Regions from separate parts of the Homo sapiens genome. Here region 2 is linked to region 1. A link is a contact called in ENCODE Hi-C or POLR2A ChIA-PET data. All regions are on one chromosome and are shown on one strand. The core of a region is the stretch at or near the end of the contact, and the rest is flanking DNA. Distances in the headings are between cores, read along the strand shown. Region 1 overlaps MTUS2 (microtubule associated scaffold protein 2). Region 2 holds the start of USPL1 (ubiquitin specific peptidase like 1).

Evidence for each region. Hi-C counts contacts between places; a loop is a spot of excess contacts on that map. ChIA-PET counts read pairs that join two places held with the same protein, here RNA polymerase II (POLR2A).
Region 2: a map of ascending aorta shows a loop between it and region 1 (6-fold over the local background). The contact joins the promoter of USPL1 here to the enhancer-like site in region 1. A Hi-C loop is called at or near these places in 2 of 168 maps with a recorded cell type or tissue (OCI-LY7 and ascending aorta). POLR2A ChIA-PET finds 5 or more read pairs at or near these places in 1 of 52 experiments (OCI-LY7).

What each region holds. Positions count from the first base shown.
Region 1 is chr13:29,433,718-29,437,231 of GRCh38, reverse strand. The region is part of intron 8 of MTUS2 (microtubule associated scaffold protein 2); the gene reads right to left. Among named protein-coding and RNA genes, the nearest start is that of MTUS2-AS1, 52 kb to the left of the region's middle. RefSeq lists a silencer at 2,553-2,652. Within about 2 kb of position 1,529, at least 11 of the 41 ENCODE cell types and tissues checked have a DNase peak (open chromatin) inside an H3K27ac peak, as active enhancers do; they include OCI-LY7 and ascending aorta, where a contact is called at or near this core.
Region 2 is chr13:30,616,382-30,619,895 of GRCh38, reverse strand. It overlaps USPL1 (ubiquitin specific peptidase like 1), which reads right to left and starts at 1,976. Exons shown (of 9, transcript NM_005800.5): 1 at 1,840-1,976. It also overlaps a transcript of HMGB1 not described here. RefSeq lists enhancers at 1,899-1,948, 1,969-2,298, 2,349-2,488, 2,509-2,578.

The DNA of each region.
Region 1 (3,514 bases), core at 280-2,779:
ACTGGGCCAGGCAGTGAACAATCAGAAAATAACAAAAACAACAAATCAACTCTAATTTCTAACTGAAAGCCAACATCTCCCCCAGCTCCCTGTCATGGCCCCTGCTGGACGTTATCAGAGTCATGCCCTAGGGATCTCTCACATCATAACAAATCAGTCCACACTCCCAGCCACAGAAGAATCAGGCCTGTGGGGAAGGAGTGGCTGGAAGGCCCTATGAGAGGGACAGGCCTCTTCGGTATGGCGCTGACTATGAGGGAGACTGCTGATGAAGACCTTCAGACTTGTATCACTTTGGTGAAAACCTAATGCTGATGTTTTGTGGTCAGGCCTTCCCTGTCCATCTGTTGCTTTAGGAGAAACACAAATAAGATTGATGGAAACCAAGTGAGAATGTAAAAAAAAAAAAAAAGCAAGAAAAGAAAGGAAGGAAGGGGATGGGGAGAGAGAGAGGCAAGGAAGTGGAAAGGAGATAGAAGTGAGATTAGAGACCTTGTACCATCTCCATTTGGGGAAGCAGAGGCTATTAAAACAGATCACGAAGACCCAATGAAAATGACCCCATCCACCCTTTTGCAAGTTCAGGCTCTAAAACCAGCCAGTTCCAAACTATAGTCATTAGATGGCTTTTCAAGGAAGGGTTGGCTGCCAAAATAAGCAACAAACCTGATGACTCAAATGTCAAGGAAAATAACTTAACTCTGGCAAGTTCTGGCTAAGTATTATTTACTAATTACTACAGGTGATTCATGCTGTCCACCACCAAACACTCTCTGTAGTCCAGGCACAATGTTAGGTAAGCCCTTTATGTCATTTACTCCTCCAGACACTGTCCAGAGCATCCCGGGTCTTATTTCCCTTTATGGAGGAGGAAACTGGGACTCTATGGTGAAGTGGCTGGCCCCTGCACAACCCACCAGGAAATGGCAAAGGCAGGAGTTTCCACCCATCGTCCACACTCTTCATCAAACACGAGCACACCAAGATTTCCCCTCCTAGCCATGCTTAGATAGATGCAACAACAAGATCCAAATTGCACTGAGCCTCGGCCTGGATCTGAGCACTTATTACCATGAAGCTTTTCATGTCTGACTGGGAGAGAGGCAGGGTCCGCTCCTGACTACTCTGTCTCAATGAAAGAATGCCCTGGCTGCATTCACATCCCACTCCACAGCCTGAACTGCCTGTCTGTGTCCTGGGTGTTGTTTTGTGAGTTGCACATTAGTCTGTTTCCAGCGTCTGGACCCATTTCAGCATCGCTTACTTGGGCTATAACTTCTGAGAGAGTAGTTGTTTAGTTTTCCCCACCAGCTTCTAGAAGGATGCTGTCTGATGACCTCTGAATATGTTGCTGCTGAAGATGCTGGCACAGCTCTGCTCTGGCTCGCTGAGGCCAGCCTGCGCAGTTTGGCGACAGCCCTTCCTCCATAAGTGCTTGTTTTTGAAATGATATCAACTCTTCTAATTTATGAATCCTCTGCATAAAGTAAGTTACTTTTTGCTTCCTGCAAGCCAAACCAGAATGACGTAGTACCACCCTGCAATGAAATGAGTCAATAGCTGTGACTGCAGGAACACTGTTCCTTAGGCAAGAGTGAACTTAAAGGAATCTTCCATTTACTGCTCTTTGCCTCAAAAAGTTATTCCTCCATCCATCAAGGTTCAACAGAATCCAGTGTGATCTTGCAAGGCCCTTAGGTTCTGTTGAACACCCGGGACTCCCTTGGAAAGGATCTCAAGTCATTACTCCCCTCCATTCCCCAAACTATGCCTGGTCTGGGTGATGACACTGTGGGTTGACTGAAATATGATCAAGGCCTCCTCTAAGGGCCCAGGGTTAGATCAGTGCCTCTCTAAATGGGGGATGAGTGGAAAATTCCTAATGAGTGCCAAGTACATGAGCTCCTGTTTTCACTCAAGAGGGCTAAAAATAGAACTCAGTGTTAATCATCCAAACTGTCCTGGTGATATAGTCCAGAAATTGCAAAGCCTAACGAGGCCACTCCTCTAAAATTCTGTTTATTCTATGACAGGCTTCACTGGAAACTGACACTTTAAGAACATTTATCTAAGCCCCAAAACAGCAGCTGTTTCTTCTTAGCTACCTCTTTCATTTGTTCATGTACCGCTCTCCTTTGCACGCTGAGTTCTCCATTCATTCTGGTGTGGTCTATCTCTTATTCACAGATGGAATGCAAGACAAGCTACTCCTATGAAACATCCAACTCACTCCCTGTACATCTTGCCTTAAACATACCCCTGCAAGTCTGCTACAGTGAAGCCTACACTTCTTTTTAGACATGGCTCCCAATCTAAGACTTTTTGCAAACTCGCGGGGATATTGCCTTTCACTTTTCCTTGCTAGAGCAGCCTTGCAAAGCAGACAACCCACTAATCATCCCATTAACCTCAAGCAATCAGATGTGTGGCCAAAGCCCAGGCAAGCCTGCCATACTCTGTTATTTTAACATGTGTGGTCAATGGGCGTTATCTCTTCTGATGGTTGATGCTACCCCGTGAAGCTGGTGGTAATGGGAAGTGAAAACGCCTGTCCTTGTTAGCATCATCCGTGTGATTCTCTGCTTGGGCATCAGCCACCTGTGCCACTCCTCAAATTAGAAACCAACAGAACAGCTATTTACTACTAAAACTGAACGCTGGGTAAATCTGAGGTGCTTTCACCCCAGTTCATCCAGAAATAGGAAATGTATACCAAATAACACATACTCACTGAGTGCCTACTATGTGCCTGGCAGACATTTCTGCTCTCAAGAAGCTTGACGTCCAGAGAGTCAGTAAATGGATGAACAATTACAGAACACTGTGATCTAACCCAGCAGGGCAAGGCTGTCTTGGAGATTTAAACTGAGAGCAGCAGCATATGCAGAGAGCACCCCAGGCAAAATAGCACCTGGGACTTTTTGGGAACCTCTCTCAGCCCATCAGATGGGCCCCTTTTCCCTCTAACTTTCTGCCTCTGGTCTATGAAATTCCCTGCAGGAATTCTTGGTTGGCTACATGGGGTACTGAGGACAATTTCATCAAACTCACTGCAGATTTGAGCATTTTCATCAGCTCCTTCTTCCCCACCTGATTTTTTTTAAAAAAGAAAATACATATATATGTAAATTTAAAAATATACACGTAAGCCCAAAGACTTCCAAATAATCTTTCCTATATTTTTAGCCTGCTCTGAAATCCGTGTGGATCAGGAAAATCCAACCCTGTGAGCTGGGCCATTTTTTCCCAAGCTAAACCATCGAACCACAACAGGAAATTAAATAAGAGAGCTATAGAATTCTGGTATTTGATGAAACCTCCAGATCTTTTAAAATTGTGAATTTAAAAAATTCAAATGTGGCACACATGCACACTAAATTGCAAAAAGGTTAAAGGTTTTTTTACGCTTCTCAGAAACATTATTGCTTTTTTACGTAGGGCTCTATGAGTTTAAATTAGGGTTTAAAATCAACATGGTAGAACTTCATCTTCATAGGAAAACACTCTCTTTTGT
Region 2 (3,514 bases), core at 727-3,226, 1.2 Mb before region 1:
GCCAAATGTCCCCTGGTAAGCAAAATCACCCCTTCTGGTGAGAACTACTGATGCTAACTTTTTTCTTTCTTTTTAGGCACAGACAACTTATTACCTTTGGCTGGTTCTATTTATAATCTACTTACAAAAGAGAACTATGTAGGAGTCAAACTTACGCTTTTCAGGCTTTGTACCTGCAGATGTTGGTCCAGACACTTACTTGTAAAATTAGTTTCTTCTAAGAATTAAATGAGATAAAGCATGTAAAAAGTTTAGCACCTGACAAATTAAAGTTACTATTTGGTGCTAATTTTATACTTCATTCTGCGTAGAGAAGCAGTACACGTCGTATCATTCTGCGGTACTCTCAAATGGGAAACTAGTAGGCTATGTACCTTGAATAAACTGTTTTTGATGAAAATTTCCATCTACCTGAGGGAACCTAGAAAACTTTTTCAAATCAAACGGTTTTCTCTTTGTCTCTCTCAATTATAAAATATAAAGAGTCTCCAAATCTGCTCTCCTGATTCCATCACCCAACATTTCAGCGGGAAAAACCAGATAGGTTGGTGGTTGAAATCCCGAATATATAGAATCCCCCAAAAGAAAATTCATTTAATACCAGAGGTTTATTTGTCCATATGAGGGACATAAAAAAAATACCAGAGGTGGGCTCCCCAGTTCTTCTTCCAAATACAATTCACTTTGACTTACATACAAAATCCCGGGGGGGATTTTACAACTTAATTTGACCCTAAGTAACTGCTCTTCCTCCCTTCAAAAACAATCTGCTCCTCCTTCCCATATCTCACTTAAATGTGGGCGTCTCCATCCTTCCAAACACACAGACTAGAAAGTCTTGAGTTGTTCCCTATTCTTTATTTCCCTCTTCGCACAGTAAGTCACCAAATTCTGTGGACAGTTCTTTGGAAAGGTCTCAAATCTCTACCTCTTTCCCTTCCATATCACTGTCAAAATGATGCCTCTACAAGTCTGAGCCTGTCAATGCTTAGTTTAAAATTCTCTATTTACTCTAGCCTGATTACAGCAAACTCCGTCCAAACAGCCCAATATAACCTAAAGGTAGTATTATGACCTAAAGCTCATTGTACTGTGAAACCAACCTAGCTTTCCAGTTCTGTCTTCCTCAACTCTACTTCACCCCCAGCATCTTTCTTCTAACATCCCCTTTTCATACTTCTGTGAACCACTTATACTCCAGAAGCCTTAATGTGAATTATTAGCCCAGCATGAACCCAGTTAGATAGCACAATGAACGTGTCAAGGTGGCCCTGGGAATCGCAAAAAGTATTCAATTAAACTTAATTCACACTCCTGTGTGCAAAATGGAGAAACCCAGGGAAACAGCTGTTCGAAGAGGGGGCCTTAAACCCACCCATTTGAGCTCGCCCTCCGAGAGCGAGTAGGCTCGGCACGTGAACTGTCAAAAGCGAGGCCACAACCGACCTGGAAGCCGAGGAACAGGGTCAGCTTTCTGCACCCAGCCCTGTCAGGTACCAAACCCAACTGTCTTGAATCAGAGACGAACAGGACCAAAGGAGGTGAGTTTCAACACCCAAACTAAGAAGCCGAAGGAGGCGCAGGGTCCGTTAACCCTGCCCATCTCCACGCTCCTTGGAAAACGAAAACAAACTCTGGTTTCTCTTCAGCGTTCACCTCTCTGCGCCCAAACGGATCTGTAAGTCCAACTCTATACCTTAATCATCAACCTTTCCCACTTGAACCCCGTCCCAGCCCAGCCCATCCTTTCAGCGCGCCGACTACCCCATAGGTCATCCCAGCTCTGTCTCTTTTCCCAATTTCGAGAGCGGAAAGAAACCCCTCCCTCTTCTCCCTTACCTGCCGCGGGCACTCCCCTTCTTGGTACCGGGTCGATCGGAACTCCTGTTCCAGCTTGATCTCCACCCTAGTTGCAACGTTCAACCCACGTTCCCCTCGGACTGCTCCTCCCCCACTCGCGTCTCCACTAGGAAGGCGGCTTCCGGCTTGAGTCCGCGGCAAAAGAGTCCTCCTTCCTGCTGCACGCTGGGCCTGAAAGGACGGTGGCGTGGCGGGGAAGGTGAAGACGTGAGCACTTCCGGTCGCCCTCCGCAGAGGCGTGGCTGTCCGCCCTGTGGCCGCAGACGCAGTTGCGACTGCGGCGACGAGGAGGGGCGGGGCCGGTGGCTGCTGAGCCCGCCATGTGTGAGTGGCTGGGTTTGGGGAGGCGACGTTTCTGGAAGCTGCTGGAAAGCGCCCGAGTGGCGGAGGTGGCGCCAGCGGCCAGGGGGTGGGGCGTGATTAAAACTAGTGCGCGGCTTTCTGCGGAGGGATTACGCTGACGAAAGAGACCTGCTTGCGCGTCGCTGTTCCGTGGTCCGCGCGAGCGTGGTCGGGAGCCGCTGGTTCCTGGGGTGACCCGCGGAGGTGGGAGAGGGAAGGGCTTCCGAAGCCGGCGGGGGTGCCATGGACCCTCTCCGCCGGCGCGGCCTTCACAGCTGGGCCGCGCCGGGCATCCGTAGTCCGCTCTCCCAAAGCCTCGGTGGAGCTGAAGCTGCCACAGAGTGCATGTTCACAAAGGGTCATCACACACGGAGCTGCCCCTCCCTGTCTCCCTAGAGCCCATCTTCGAGGCCAGGGGCTTTTCTACCAGGATTCTGGGGTGTTTCTCCTCCTTTCCTCCCTCCCAGATCTTCTCACGGTAAGGGGAGCAGCGAAAGCGCAGGGACTTTGCATTCCACGACCCGTTCTGACTAGTCAACAGCCGATCTGTCCCTGCTGCTCTAATTCCAGCTGCCCTGCCTTGTTTTAACTTCAGAGAAAGGGGGAGTTCTCATTTGATAAGTTTAAGCCTTTGCTTTCGTAGGAAGGTCATGTGGCTTAAGGGACATCGTGACCGCGTATGCTATTTCTGCCTGTGCATTCTAAATCTTGGGGGCAGCATATTCCAGAAGTCCTTTTGGTCGATTGGTTCTGTGTCCTAGGATAACAATTTGTAGTTTCTGACCATTTCTTTACAGAAAAACCACAATTGGTATTTTGGACTGCGGGGTTTTTTAGTGGTCTCAAACTAAATGATTATATTCTGGAATAATGCTGACAATTTGGATAGGGTGGTGTGGAGGAAACAAGTCTCGTGTAGAAGAAATTATTTAGTAAAAAGGATTTTAGTTTTTGGTACTTCTGAATGCAAATGGCCAAGGAATCCAGCAGTTTGTTGGGGTTTCTCCAGACAAAAATAGGCTGGTTAGTTTGTTTACCTTTTTCTGTTGCTTTACTAGATTGTTAATGTATTTGTATATTTAAGATCTAGCTAGTTAGGTTTTTCTTTTTTATGAATTGTGATTAAAATTGGAGAAAGTAGTACTTCCTCCTGAAATAGACAAAACTCAGAGGGTTGTTTTCTTGTTCACCACTGCTACTTCCATTTTTAGAATGGAATACACTATTTGTAAAAAACAAACTTGCTGAGTATTAACTCATAAATTGAACAAAACAATTGGTTCAGTTAAAATGTAGCTAAAATTGTAAGACT